Linked DNA regions of Mus musculus: region 2 is linked to region 1. The links are chromatin loops, found by intact Hi-C in ENCODE. Cell type or tissue: heart. All regions are shown on one strand. Each heading gives the region's core, and the rest is flanking DNA. Links, peaks and the distances in the headings are about the cores only.

The links. Hi-C counts contacts between places; a loop is a spot of excess contacts. Peaks named below come from ENCODE experiments on the same cell type or tissue, not always from the same donor. Only the 100,000 strongest peaks of a DNase experiment are listed, where the experiment ranks them.
Region 2: it touches region 1 in a loop (2.2-fold over the local background); 9 of 42 quality-filtered maps call a loop at or near these places.

Annotation. Positions count from the first base shown.
Region 1 is chr6:142,646,065-142,653,702 of GRCm38, reverse strand. It overlaps Abcc9 (ATP-binding cassette, sub-family C (CFTR/MRP), member 9), which reads left to right. Exons shown (of 40, transcript NM_011511.2): 18 at 1,071-1,176; 19 at 5,638-5,676; 20 at 7,330-7,431. Among named protein-coding and RNA genes, the nearest start is that of 5330439B14Rik, 35 kb to the right of the region's middle. In heart, for the core only: no CTCF peak of the experiment used is centred there; a DNase peak (open chromatin) is centred at 4,212.
Region 2 is chr6:142,521,190-142,528,827 of GRCm38, reverse strand. It overlaps Gm46979 (a long non-coding RNA gene), which reads right to left. Exons shown (of 5, transcript XR_001785405.1): 1 at 6,966-7,638; 2 at 6,294-6,426; 3 at 4,385-4,525. Among named protein-coding and RNA genes, the nearest start is that of Gm46979, 3.8 kb to the right of the region's middle. In heart, for the core only: a CTCF peak has its summit at 3,778 (motif pointing left); a DNase peak (open chromatin) is centred at 3,727.

The DNA of each region.
Region 1 (7,638 bases), core at 1,205-6,204:
TTGGGAAGTGTGAACATTTGATAATGTCAGCTTACCAAACACATAGCCCTAACGTGCATTTCCATTTATCACTCTGATCTCTGACATGCATCTGACATGCATGCTGCTCTGTAGTTTTCAGAGTGAAGCTCTTCTCCCTTACTTAAACCTTATTTCTGTATTTTGATGTGCTAACAGCAAACAAACCAAGAGGGAAATTAAGAAAACAATAGCATTTATAACAGCACCTAAAAAAAAATCAAGATATGTGGGGATGATCACAATAATTTTATTTAAAATGATTGAATAACTGAATAAAAATATTCACTCAACCTGGTGTAACAGTCAGTAGCTTGAGCATTTTCTATCACACCTGGAGGTCAATTCGGGAATGTAGAGTCCTAATGACAACACAAATCACTTTCATCCCAACTACCAATGTTTGCCATAATTGACTTTTTATTGTGTGAATTTAAAACTAATGAGGATGGTTTAAGAAGTTACTTCTTTTATTCTTTAGTTGGATGAGAAATTTTCCATTTACAAAGTAATAAAGCAAGGCTCTGCAGTGCAGCACAGTTGGCAGAAGCATCAGAAATTTATAGCAAGTCTGAGAATAGCCTAGGCCACACATGATCTTCTTCAAGAAAAGTTAATAAGTCAAGACCCATATGTTTTATTTTTTCTTTTGCAAAAAGACCAGGGTTGGTATATTTACTTCACTGCTTGAAATCAAACAGATCTAGGGATCAAAACATTAGACCTGTCTAAGTGTGTACAAATTGCATCTAGTTTTGTTTTTTTTTTAAACTTATGTTGTTATTTATTTTGGTGATTTCTTTTCTTTTTTTTTTTTTTTTTTTTTTTGTTTTGTTTTGTTTTGTTTTGTTTTGTTTTGTTTTGCTTTTAGTGTTTGAGACAGCATCTTGCTATGTGGTTTCTGATGTCCCAGAACATTCAATGTAAACCAGGCTGGCCTTGAGCTTGTACCAACCTTCCCAGCTGTCTGTGTTCCCAGCATGCCCCCAGGGCTGAGTTTTGGTTTGGTGTAGCTAATTGAATTCTTCCTGTCCCCTGCTTTGTGTCTCTAGGTCAGCTAACCATGATTGTAGGCCAAGTGGGTTGTGGAAAATCATCTCTTCTCCTTGCCATCCTTGGTGAGATGCAGACCCTGGAAGGAAAAGTTTACTGGAACAAGTAAGCGTGTTTGTTCTGTTTTCCTCCCCTGTTGTGATAAAAGCTCAGCAGAAGCAACTAGGGGAGGGAGGGAAGGGCTGGTTTGGCTTACATGTCTGAGTTGCTCCCCACCAGTGAGGGAAGTCAGGGGAGAAACCAAGGAGGAACTTGTAGCAGAAACCACAGAGGAATGCTGCTTGCTGGTTCACCTACCTCACACTTAGCTAGCTCTCCTATACAGCCCAGAGCTACATGCTCAGGAGAAGGTGCCACCCACAGTGGGTTGGGTCTACCTCTAATAATTAACAATGAAGACAGTCTTCCAGACATGCCCATAGATCAGTCTGATCTAGATAATCTTTTAATTGAGAGAATGCCTTTCTCAGGCGACTCTAGGCAAGTTGACAGTTGGTACTATGTAGGACATTGTTTTAAATTTGTTTCTCCACACAGCTAAAAACCTTCAAGAGACTACCACAATAATTCTCCAAATCACAAACCAAGAATCTCTGAAATATGTATGGCATAAAAACATAAGTCAGAGAAATATCAAAACCCAATAGAAACCTCAAATGCCATAAAGTTATAAAATAATCCGCTGTGATGGTTTATGGTTGTATAAAATAGTGCATGCTAAGATGAAAGGTGGGGTGGTGAAGACACAGCTTTAAATGTAAATAGGGAACACTCAAAATTCATTCTGTCATAAAATAAGTTGTGGAAAATTCACACTATTTATAAAGCTTAAATGTAAACAGATCAACAAGGGCTCAGTGTTCGGGAAACCAATATCAAATGATCTGTCTAAAGCCTTTGTAAGGGGCTGAAAATCAACAATTTCTCTCCACATTTAATGTAAACCACTCATTAAAGGTTTCAAGAAAATGCACTCATGTGCTGCTTAGAAGACGTGAAGAGGAAGGTACCTAGCCTGGTGCTCTTCAAGTGCTAAAAGAAGGGTTTGCAAGGAGCAAACACCTCAGCTGACACTAAGAGAGGTCACTCATTCAGGGAACGGAGGCAGGGGGGGTCTTCAAAAGACATTGCGTAATGAAGTGATGAGGGGCTATACTACTACAGAACTGAGTACTGAAGACCAAACTAGGTTAAGTTAGTTTGGCCTACCTAGTTGAGTCCTCCTAGGCAGTATATGAAGGAATGGTTGTAACTTTTGTCAAATAAATAAGAGTTCTGTCTAGGAGTTCATGTCTAGTTGTGATTCTTCCCTGGTGAGCATAGCAGTGGCAGGAGGCACACTTGGGAACTATGCTGTTGGTTTTCTGGTTGCTAGAGGCCAGAGGTGTCTGCTGAGCAGTCTGAGCTGCGTGGTGAAGCCCTAAAACTAAGCATCCTCCTGTTGTGTGCATCAGTGGTGCCAAAGTTGAGAAGTCTCCCTCTCAAGGGCTCAGTTTTGAATGCATCCCATATAGTGCAGCCAGCTGTTCATGTACCCAGGTTTCTCTGGGGAAAATATTGTTTCTGGGTCCTTTAGTATACACTGCGCTTGAAATACGCATTATGAGAAAGAATGGTTTGGCTGCGAAATTTGACCTAGAACTCTTGCTTGCAGTATCACTGGCAAGAAAAGAAAGCTCAGAAAAGTTTAGCATCTGCTTTATCTGCCTTGGATAAATCAGAAGGCAGTAGCCATGTTCACTCACACTCAGAGGAAAGCTCAGGATATAACTGTCCTTCAGTTTGGTGTTAATCACTGCAGTCAGATACTAAGCGGTGTTTGTCCTCTGACTTTCACCCTCTGTTCTGAATGAAGAAGCAGATCCTACTGGACTAAGTCACGTGATATGACAGTGCCCTCATAATCAAATTACTTGGCTCTCATTTAACATTGCTTTATCAAAAATGGGAAGGATGTGAGGTGGTGAGGGAAATCCCGAGGTCTACTCACACCTCCACAGAGTGCTGATCTTCTGGGCTGGTACTCTGGTTGAGTCGATCTGATCCTGGGCATCACCTTCTGTGATTATTATAATTTTTAAACTAAATTAACAACATGACAATGTGAAAATACGTTTTGTTGTTTCTTTGCATTCCAAAGCGTATAGACCATAGATGTTCCATCTTATTCTATAAAAAGAATGTATATTGGTGGAAAATGGTGCTAAAGAAGTCAAGAGCGAAGCTAAAGTTTGGACAGTAACACTTGAATGTATTTTTACACAGTTTAGACCATGGCATGCACATGTCCACATACAAACTCATAAGGTATTTAATTTTAAAGCACGACATCCTTAAAGGCACTGGGCATCCTTTAGGCATTACCTCCCTCTGCCTCCTGGTCACTTGATACTGAATGCATATTTTCTATATTCAGATGACCTCCTTGTTTAGTTCCTAGTAAAACTTGTGGTCTGTCTCTCCTCTTATGAATGTAGTAAGGTACAGTAGCTCATGTCAGTGGTCCCATGCCCCAGGATTATGAGGAAGAAGGAGCATGACATTGAGGCTAGCCTGGGATGTATAATGAGACCTCGTCTGAGAAGCAGCCTAATCCAACCAACCAACCAACCAACCAACCAACCAACCAACCAACCAACCAAACAACCAGCTAACCAGCCAGCCAGTTAGCCACCGAGCCAACTAACCAACCAACCAACCACCAACCAACCAATAAACTAACTAACCAACCAACCAACCAACCAACCAACCAACCAACCAACCAATCAACCAACCAACCAGCCAGCCAGCCAGCCAGCCAGCCAGCCAGCCATAGATGTCTTTTCCTTAGTTGTCTGTTCACATTCAGGATTCCGCTTTCTCTGTTCTCTGCTTCTGTATTTGCAGAAGTACCCATCTCAGCATGCATCTTCCCAACACTTCAGTTTCCACTCTCTGCTCCTGGTCTTTCGTCCTCTTGTAAACAAATGAGGATTGTCAGAATCATTTACTGATTTTTTTTTGTAAGTAATAAGGGAATGGAAACTGGGACTTTGTTATCTAACACATTTGTCAGGACAGGAAATCATTCCAAAGTCCTTATTTGCTTTCTGGACCTCCCTCGGGCTTTGAGTTCTGTTTCATGGCCAAGGTCATTTGGAAATTCCCTAGGCACCTCAAACTGAAGGCAGTTGATGCTAAAATCTCTGTTTTTCCCCCCATCACAAGCACTTACCTCCTGTGTCCGTTGTCTCTAACCTCCTCCTCTGTCCTTCTACCACATGGCTCTCAGGGCTTGAACTCAGGTCTGTCAGGCTTGGCTACCAGGAATTTACCCAATGAGTTATCTCTCCAGCTCCAATAAATACTTTGATTGATATTGAACATAGCAGGAATGTATTCAACCATTATTTGGATAAGTTGGTGGTTTCCAAGGTCTCCTTGTGGGATGACACAATTAGTTGTGTGATGAACATTTCCATACAGATGAATACAAATGGTTCCATTAACCTCCAACACATCTGCTTTTTCTTCCACAGATGACCTAAGTAATGTTACTACTAAAACATTAAGGTCGGATGTCTTGCTACCTAAAACTGGGAAATGAATATTTTTGTACTTGCTGTTTATGAGTTACTTAAATCGGGGGATAATTATTGAGGGACTTTTTAGTTTGTTATTTTATTCTTCTTGTATTTAGTGGTATTATGGCTCTTTGCTTCCATTAAACATGCTAACATGTCATTAGCAATGTGTAATCGTGGAATTTACTCTTAACAGTTCTAAGACAAATTTATTACTAGAGGACGTAATTACATACATATCCCCGTCTCACACACACACACAAATGCATAGGACACTACCTGAAGTAAAATAGCTATTTTTGGATTAGATCAATTGTGTAAAGCTACTGAATCTAGAGATTTCAAAATAATATACTTCAGGGGAACCTAAATGCTTCAAAATTCAAATACAAAATATTGATCGCCAATGCTTTTTTTCCTGTCACAATGGAGGCATAACTACATGCAATTAGTCCAATCCCACTTTGCCATGGATCTCACCACTTCATTGTTGTGTCCGGATGTTTTAGTTTGAACCTGTTGCATGTCTATATTTCTTACATGATCCTAGAAGTGAGACACCTGGGCTTTGAGTGTCTTCCATGTTCACATTCTCAACGTATTTCTTCTGACCCTTTCTCAGGGTAGTGGATGAGAAATTTAAGTAGATTAAAATAAAAGTTTAATGATAGGGAGAAGTAGGAAATACAGACCTGCAGGCAACTGTGTTTTAGAGAAATGATTCAAGTTTCCAGAGCAGAACGGGACATAGGGTTCAAGCTGTGACATGAAGCAGAAGCTTGTGTGGGAGCTATCAGGGCTTGCTATCATCTGGAAGCTTAGTGATGGCATATTTCCTTCCCCGACTGAGGAAGACAGGAAAGAAGAAAATTATTTATGCGGTTTGTCTTTGAAATACATTGAAAGAGTGTTTCTGGTGACTGTTTATTGCATACCTGGTTTGCATACACGTCCACTGTGGCTACCTGTCATCATTAATGAGCATTGTTTGCCGTACTTACAGTGTAAATGAATCTGAGCCTTCTTTTGAAGCAACCCGAAGGTATTATTTCTATTTTCACCCGAGTTTAATAAGAATAACTTCCTCCCTTAGTCTTTAATCTCTCACTCCAGTTTCCCTCTTCATTGTGATGGTGTGCAGTCATTTTTAACATGCCTACAATATTTCCAAGAGCAGTGGCTCACAAAAGGATTAATTTGTCAAGCTTATGCCTGCAATCCAGTATGTAAACCCTGAGGCAGGAGAATAGGCTTGCTTTCTAAGCCATTCTTCTTTCTACACTGAGCTCCAGATAGTCCAGGCTGCAGGGAGAGTCTGTCTCAGCAAAGACAGAAGGAGAAAAAAAAAAAAGAAAAAATTTAATTTGGCAAACAAATTGTGTCAACTGTTTCTGTTTTAATGGATTTCATGCCTTTCTAGTTTGGCTGAAAAATCAAACTGTATTTAGTAAAGGAGTTTGAGAACTCATTAAATAAAAACATGCATTAATTGAGCCTCCAATGTTATTTGAGAGAACCCTGAAAGGGAGAGCCCACGCTTTAACAAAACAAAAGGAAACAAAGCCAAACCAAACTCAAGCCCAAATCTCAATGAAGCTCTGGGTTAGATCCCCAGCATCCAAAGACAGTCCCCAGAGTAAGGGGAAGGGCAGGCAGACACGCCAGGCTTGGGGACCACTGCTTTCCTGTGTCTGTAGTGATCTAAAAGATGACTGTCACACTAGACTCTAATGTCCTCCGAAGCCCCAACATACCCTGCTTCCCAGTGACCATTTAGCTTTTCTCGATTCTTCCCCCCTAACCTTCCTTTTCTGTTAACTACAACCCCATCATCTCATCATAACTGACACATCATGAACTAACCATGGAAATCTGACTCTGAAGCTCATCCACTCCCTTCCCCAGCCTGGCCACATCATCTCCTGGTTCTTCAGCTCACATGAATTCTGAAATGACTGCCAGTTAAAGTCTAAGTACAAGCGTCTGATAACATCCATAAGCTCGAGAAATAGAAAAGAGTCAAGGAATTTATCACCTTTTATTTTGTGTCTTTCTCTTAAAGACATTTCTTAGTTATTTGAGAATTTTATACAACCTATTGTGATTGTGGTCACCCGTCCCCCAACTCCTCTCCTTAAAAATATTTTGTATGTTTGAAATATGGAACTTAAATGTTGTTTTAACATTGACGCAGACTCCTCTAGATATCATTCTTTATTTTGAAATATTTATACGTTATCTATGACTTGAAAATATATCTATGTGACTAAGCCACAAACGGATGCTCTAATTCTAGTTTCAATTCATGTTTCTTGAAGGTCACCATAAAAAAATCCACTATTATATAAAGTGAATTTAATACAAACCAAAACATCTGTGGCTACTAAAGAGAGTGAATTATTAATAACCCTTTAATCTTAAATTAGAAAAGAAATTTTCGTTTAGCAGTTTATAGCATTGAACACTTCAGCGCAGAAGAATCAAATTTTACTTATCACATGACATTTTAATTAGATCCAGATCCCCATAATTGAAGTGGCTTATTTAGTAATCGTGTTCTAAGGATGGTGGCCTCTGCCTTCTTCTCTAGTTGTCTACTCTGTGTCTCCCCTCTCAGGTCTCATTCCCCTTAGTTATACAGAAATACTCAGCACAGCCCTTTGTGTAATCTGGGTTGTGTGTGTCCTCTTTACAGCAGAAGCAGGTATTCTGTGGCTTACGCTGCCCAGAAGCCTTGGCTCCTAAATGCTACAGTTGAGGAAAATATCACTTTTGGAAGTCCTTTCAACAGACAGAGGTAACTTTGCATGTATAGATTTTACAACCGAAACAACCACATGTGAGCCATGAATTTGGAGCCAATTCACTTATTGAGAAGTGATGCCCCAAAACTAAATGGGGGAAGAAGAGGGTCAGAAGGGGTGGGGAAGGAAAGGGAGGTGAGGGAAGGGAACAGAGGGAGGAAGGGATCGGGAAAAGGACACAGAGGAGGGGAGTGGGCAGA
Region 2 (7,638 bases), core at 1,096-6,095, 120 kb after region 1:
ACGTGACCAATAAACAACTTAACCAACACGCACACTTTTGTATTATGTCTTGAAATTTCATGGAGATGTTTTGAGTGATTGAAGACATAACCTCTTAATGTCTGTCTTCCCTTTGATGCTAAATATGGGTATGGAAGCAAAGAGATAATTTTTTCCTGTGTCATCAGTTACCAATAAAATAAACAAGACCCAACAACAAACAAGCAAGCCAACAATGAATGGGATTTCAAACAGAAGATTTTAGGAAGCAGTGGTAAGGGGCCACTGTGAGAGAGCTGGCCAGCACTGACCCTGGCCACAAGACTCACAGACTGTGTGTATGTGGTCACAAGCATAGCTGAGCCTGAGGACATCTGCATAACTCAACTAGGAAAGCTATGTTACCACTATTTAAAACCCTGGTACAAACAGGTTCAAAGGTCATGAGCAAGATGCACAGGACATTTCAGAGTCCAAAGAGCCAGCTAGTCCACTTGATTCCATGAAATGAAAGGTTTCACTCTGAAGGCCTGGCTGATTATGTTCTCTGTCTTAGCTTTTGTTTCAGGAAAGAGAGCAAGAGGCATGGAGGAGGTCTCCCTGGGTTGTGTTTCATAACACCTGAGGGACACAAAGTCCTTTCTCTAGGCTGTGGTGTGTATTCCCCTGAGCCAGTGCATAAACACACAACACTGGCAGCCTTCCAGGGAAAATAAAAATTATCACGCCAGAAGAAATTTGATGTTCCAGAGCCTCCAAAGCCACAGAGATGAAAACACTACCTATTGTGTGTTCTGTAGTGTGAGTTCTAGGCAACATGAAAGGCAGGAAACCAAGGTAGAATGCTCTTGTGAGTGGAACATAAATTGACTATAAAGTATCTGACTGCTTACTCTAAGTGTGCATTTTCTGCCAACTGTAAACATGATTATGATTAAGCCACACAGTTCTCTTCAACCGGATAGAGACACAGACAGGTTACCAGCTGAGGATTGCTTCCAGGCCCGGGACTATCAGGAGTGAGCGATCTGACCTTTGTGGATTTAGGCTTCCTAGATTTGACTGTGATGTGGGATGGATAATTGCTGAAGGACCTTTAATCTGTAAATCTATTTATCTCATTGATGACTTTAACTTTTCTCTCTCTCCGCTGTGATAAAACACCCGAGCAAAGTAAGCAAAGGAAGGAAGTAGCTTTGATTTACAGATCGGGGGCTCTGGGAGCTGGGAGGGACCTCAGCCAACCACTCCTGTATGCAGAGAGAGAGAGAGAGAGAGAGAGAGAGAGAGAGAGACAGACAGAGACAGAGAGAGACAGAGAGAGAGACAGAGACAGAGAGAGAGAGAGAGAGAGAGAGAGAGAGAGACAGACAGACACAGAGGGCACCCAAGACCCCAGCCCATGCAATAGTGGAATTCACATTTAGGGTAGGACTTCTCAGTTAATTCCAACTAGAAATACCCTTAGTGGTATGCCTAGAATTTGTCTCCTGGGTAATTCTAGATACTGCCAAGTTGGCAATCAGTATCAACTATCCAGTGATATAAATCAGGGTTAGAAGATGAGCTTTTATAAACACACAGTTAATGCTTTAATGATAATAATGGCCAGCATCCATTGGACCAGGAACTTTTCCCACAATACTTTGGAATTTATATGTACAACTAGGTTAAATTTCCCCAGTAGTTCCATGAAATAAGAATGAGTCTCATTCTAATTTTAAAGTTGAGATGACATTAAATTTAATTTAATTTAAAAGAAAAATATTTTTAAGCTAGTGGCCAAACTTCATAGCTAGCTGGGGTTCAAATGCAGGCACTCTATCTCATAGTGCACACATATAAGAATTCTTCAATCCAGCTACTGCAGATTTCAATAGTCATCGTGATCCAGAGAGGACCCAGCCCTGACCATCATAACTATTGCTTGTATGCAGCATAGCCTACCATTCCAGCCAAGCTCTGGCTGAGGCAGAAAGAAATTTTGAAGTAGGTCAATTATTCTGAGGCTTCAGAGCTGCTCTCGTGTGCATAGGCATGTGAGTTTACAAGTGCATGTGCACACGTGTATGTGCAAGGCTGACATTAGTGCATGTGCACACATGTATGTGCAAGGCTGACATGAACACTGAGTGTATTACTTGACCACACTCCAACTTATATAATGACGTATGTGCTCTCCTCTTGCTGAACCCAGAACTTGTCATCTTGACTAATCTGCTTAGCCTGCTTGCTTTGAGATGTGCCGAGACTACAGGCAGGTTGTCCAAACCACATGGTTTTTACATGGGAGCTAGGAACCAAACTCTGGTCATCATGGTTGCTTGGCAAGTGATTTACACACTGAGCTGTCTCCCCAGCTCAGAAAAGGATTTTTTAAAAAATAAACAACAGTACTTGTAGAACCTATGACTTCTCCTCCCCTCTGATTTTGACAACGTCAGCAATAGGGAAGGAGGTGGTGAACAGTTACCCTGTTCAATACTGCATGCCTGCCACAGGCCCTAAATTGTTCCTCATAGGGAAGTCATCACTCCCATTTTACAGATAAGAATACAAAGCCACACGCAGACATTCAGCCGTGAAAGTGTACAATTCCACCCAGCCTTGTTGGTGAAGACAATGCCTCTACTCTCCAGGACTTCCCACTGATAAAAACCAGGTTCTCTGGTCTGTAGCTTCACTCTCAGCAGCTGAGGGCCCTGACCCTGACGCGTATCAGCTGTGGTAGAAAGAAGATCAGTAATGAGCCTCATTGCTGGAAAATGGGCTACACAAACCCCACTAACGAAGTACGCAACAACAGCGACCTCAAACCTACCATTCCAAACCGTCTTCCCTGGTCTCTTTTGGAAGTTTTGTTTAAAGGGCTCTAATGAAGACATGTTTTCCTTCCCCACCCCCGCCTTGGAGAAGCTGAGCAAGGAAGCCAGTGACTAACAGGGGAAAACAAGCTTTGGTTAGATCTGTGCTGTGTGGGAGCCCATGTCACCCTTAGACAGCATTGTCCCCTCATCATTTCACCCTTAGACAGCATTGTCCCCTCACCATTTCACCCTTAGACAGCATTGTCCCCTCACCATTTCACCCTTAGACAGCATTGTCCCCTCACCATTTCACCCTTAGACAGCATTGTCCCCTCACCATGTCACCCTTAGACAGCACTGTCCCCTCGTTCTTGGTGGAACTGTGCCTAGGATGTGGCAGCAGCTGCTATGACTGGTTTGGGTTTTTAAAGATTTCATTTTTCACTATGTGTATATGTGCATGCCTGTTGGGGGAAAGCTGCACATGGGAGTGCTGGTGTCCACTGAAGCCAGAGGCCTCGGATCCCTCCAGAGCAGGAGTTACAGGAGGCTGCGAGCCACCCGGTGTGGGTGGAAGAACTGAGCTTGGATCCCCTGGAAGAGCAGACTCACATGCAAAACCTGAGCTGCCTCTCCAGCCCCTGTGGTTTTTTTATGTTATACATACACAATACCACCTGCCTCACAAATGCAAACTCACCTTTCTCTGTCTCTGTCTCTCTCTCTCTGTCTCTCTCTCTCTCTCTCTCACACACATACACACACACACACACACACACACACACACACACACACACACACACAATATTAACTATAGTTCTCATCTCTACTTCAGTGTACATGTCCACTGGTTGGTATCTTTTTCCACACAAGGAACTGTGACTCCAGGGCGCTGTCACTGTCTCTCCCCAGACCCTAGGCTCCTTTCTAGCAGGACAGGAAGAGAATGACTGAATGACTGGGTTCGTGCTGCCATCTGGTGGCAATGACTCAGATATACAGACCACACATTCTGAGCGTTCTAAATTACCAAGTAAAAACAGGATTCAGCACAGGTACATAACTCCCGAATTCAGACATAGAAGCAGAAATATGATAAGATAAAAGTCAGCCTAGGCTTCACAGTGAGCCAACCAATCAATAAGAAGTTCATTACTTTAAGTGATGTCAAGTAGGTATGAGGCTGGGTGTGGTGGCTCATGCCTGTATCCTAGCCCTTGGCTGGTGGGTGCAGGAGCATCAGTGGGGGCCAGAGGTCATCTTCAGTTACATAGTGGATTTAAGGTCACCCTAGGCTACATGAGACCCTGTCCCAGTAAACAAACAGAAATGTAGGAGGGAGAGGAGGAGGGTGGGAGAGAGGGAGGAGGTGACCAAGTGGTTAGAGTTTGGTTCCAGCCTGAATTTGACATGCTTTGGTTCACATGGTTTTTTTCTCTGCATCCAGGAAGGAAGTGGGGTTTCCAACGCTCAGGCCCGAGCATCGTATAAAATGTGTAATGGCCGCTCTCTGCCTCCCAGGATCACTCCGGAGTTGACAGTGGAAAGGCACACTGCAGTGGTGCGCCATGCACAAAAATGCCTCCTCTCGTGCTTACCTGCCAGCAGGTTCTTCAGGTGTGTTTCCTAGAAAGCCATTCACATCATCCTAGAGGGATCGCACAGTTCTCCTTTATGTGTAAGCTCCTCTCGAAGCAAAGCTTCTACCCCACACAGAGGCTCAGGGCACAGTAAATCCTCTGCAGAGAAAACCCGAGGTTCTCAACGATATAGAATTTGTTTGGAGATTTAGTTAACTCTTCTCCTCTCTCCCTCTCCTCTTCTTCTTCTCCTCCTCCTCCTCCCTTTCTGTCTCTGTCTCTCTCTCTCCCTTCTTTCTATGGCACTGTTAAGACTCCAGCTGAAGGAGAAGGCTCCAGCTAGCCCAGCGTTCTGCCACTAAACTACATGGTGGTCTCTCGTCTTCCCACCCATATTGCCAGCACACTCCCTGCTCAACTATCTGTGTCCTTTCTAAACTTTAAAACTCAAAAAAGTTTCAAGGGCCAGAGGATCAAGACCTGCACTGCAAGACAGTAGCTTCTCTATATGACAGGAAACTATATGCACGAAACACCAACAACATGGCTGCTTAAACAAGACCTGCATTATGGCAGCACCTGTTGGCATGCCAACGCAGATGCAGAAAAGGTCACAAGGCCTTAGATGGACCTGCCTCTAGATTCTTCTAGACGGCTGCTTAGAGGAGGTGAGCCAGTCTTGTCCAGTGACAAGCTCCTGATAGGTTACCCAGGCCGGAGTGGTCAGCCATACACACATACACACACACACACACACACACACACACACACACACACACACACAAAGAGAGAGAGAGAGAGAGGCAACACTAAGAGGACTCAGAGGTGTGTATGCAGATGAGAGGGAAGGGTAGAGAGGAAACAAATACAGGACCCACACATGAAATACTCAAACAAAAGCAAATTAAAATTTAGTGTAAAAGTTTATGTACACACAGAAGTCATTCTCCACCCATCGGCCTCTGCTCTCAGCATCCCATGTGGGCAGCCTTATTTTTTAGTGTTCAGAAAAATGAGAGATGAGAGATCATCACTTTATTTAATAGTTGGCAAATCTCAACTAACCCATATCCACCTAGGGTCAGAGAGAGAAGGAACCAGTTTCAGAAACGGGTTCAGTCTCCCTGGCTCTGTTCTTGGTAATTAAATATACTCTTTGTCCCTAACTGTTACATCAGCCTGCTTTAAGGTGCACACGTGTACAAGCATGCACGCACACACACACACACACACACACACACACACACACACACACACACACATTCAGCTTATAGAACAGACACCAGCATGAGGCATAATGGAACTGTGGTGGCTAGACTAATAAATGTTCCTTGTAGTAATAATGAAATATCCATGAAATGAAATCTCCAAAATAAAAAGAAAGAAGAAAAAAATCCAAAACTGTAGCATAAGGTGACCTCACTTGTTGAAGCCAAGTGTGAAGGGAAATGATTTGAACATGGACTTGTCATTCTCTAAACTGTCCATGAGTCTTTAGGAAATATTCTACAACTCTATTTTTTATGTCTTTGGCTTTTCCATAATAAAAAAGAAAACGCGAATTTTTACAGTAAACCAAGCAGTAGCCATACCTACGGGTCTACGCCCACCTCTCCAGTCTCATCCATCCCAGCACTTTGCTAATCCGAGCTCAGGCTGTGGCTACATTTGTCTTCTCTGAGCACAGTAAGTTCTTTGTCCAGAGACAAGGGGAGAGGATCAGTATCTGAGGGTAGTGTGGCAGGAAGTTTCCCCAAATGTATGAAAGCATCAGACATGAAAGGACGCTGTTGTTTTCTGTGTCTGTTTTCTACTCAGTGCAGCACGCCCACCTTGGTCCATGGCGATCTGATGCCCCAAAGTCAATCTAAATTCACAGCTGACCCCCTGTGGTTGGGCACTTCAACTGAGAAAACCTCAGACACACCGTGAATGATGCCCTCCTGTGTGGGTGACCCTAGACACCAGCAGTAGCAAGGCTGCAGCAGGATTGATGGAGGGCAAGGCCAGCAGAGAGTCTCGGTGGTTACCCAAATGCACTATGTTCTCAAATAGTTTTACTGCAAGACAAATAGAAACAGACATACAGACATGGTGACTAGATGTAACAAAACGATGGCTTGCAGAGAGAACCATCTGAGAAATTTGCAGATGGGGGTGAAAGAACAGAGAAAACTGCAAGCCAGGGTGTTTTATGTCCTCAGGTGTTCCTACATAGGGACACACACACACAGACACACAAACATATATATACACTTACACAGACACACAGTCACAGACATACAAACACACACACACACACGTGTGTGCACACACATACATATGCACACACACACAGATACACACACACATGTGTGCACACACATACACATGCACACACACATAGATACACACATACAGATGCGCACACAGATACACGCCAATACACACAAACGCAGACACACAGATACACACAGAGACACACACAGACAGACATGCACACACGGCCCACTGTAGAAGTGTGGCCTTAAGCAGGACAAGACAAAGGACACATTGCACATGTACTGCTGAGTGCTGAGTCATGAAGATGTTTGTAAGGCTTTGTCCCCGTTCTCCTCACCTTGGCAAGAATCGACGGTCCCTAGACCCCAGAATAGCTCCACATGTGACTCCCAGCTGACTGGGACGCAGACCGCACCTGGCATGGTGAGCATGGAGCATTCCCAAAAAAGTGATGACCCAGAATCCATCGTCCTGCCAGAATCAGGTCAGAGGAACTTAAGGGGAGAAATCTGCCGCCTGAAACATCTTTATGGTATGAGAAGTACCTTTGTATGGTAGCTTGAATTGTATACAGCATTGAAAGGCATTGTCGTCCATGGTTAAGAATCAGATGAGTGTTGGGCTTGGAGCTCAGTGGGAAAGCGCTTGCCTAGTGTGTAGTGAGGCTCTCAGCATCCCTCCAAAATGTCCCAACATAAACCTCTGTCTGTCTCTCTGACACTATGCTAATCAGAGAGTGAGTTATTCTGAGCCTATGCCTGGGAGATCAGTGAGTGAAGTCTCTTAGCCAACAGAGAAGCAAACATAAGTCTATCAAGTGGCGTGGCCCAGCCCACATCTCAGACTGAAGCGTGTGGCCCAGGAGTCGATTTTACTGCGATGTTCACCTGTTATTTTTTTAATTTAGTACTGTTGCCCAGGGATGTGCTGATAAAATGCCTCAATTCAAAACTGAATTCTATCCTAGCAAAATGTTTGTTTCCCAGAGTAGTCTGAATGTAACCTCCAAA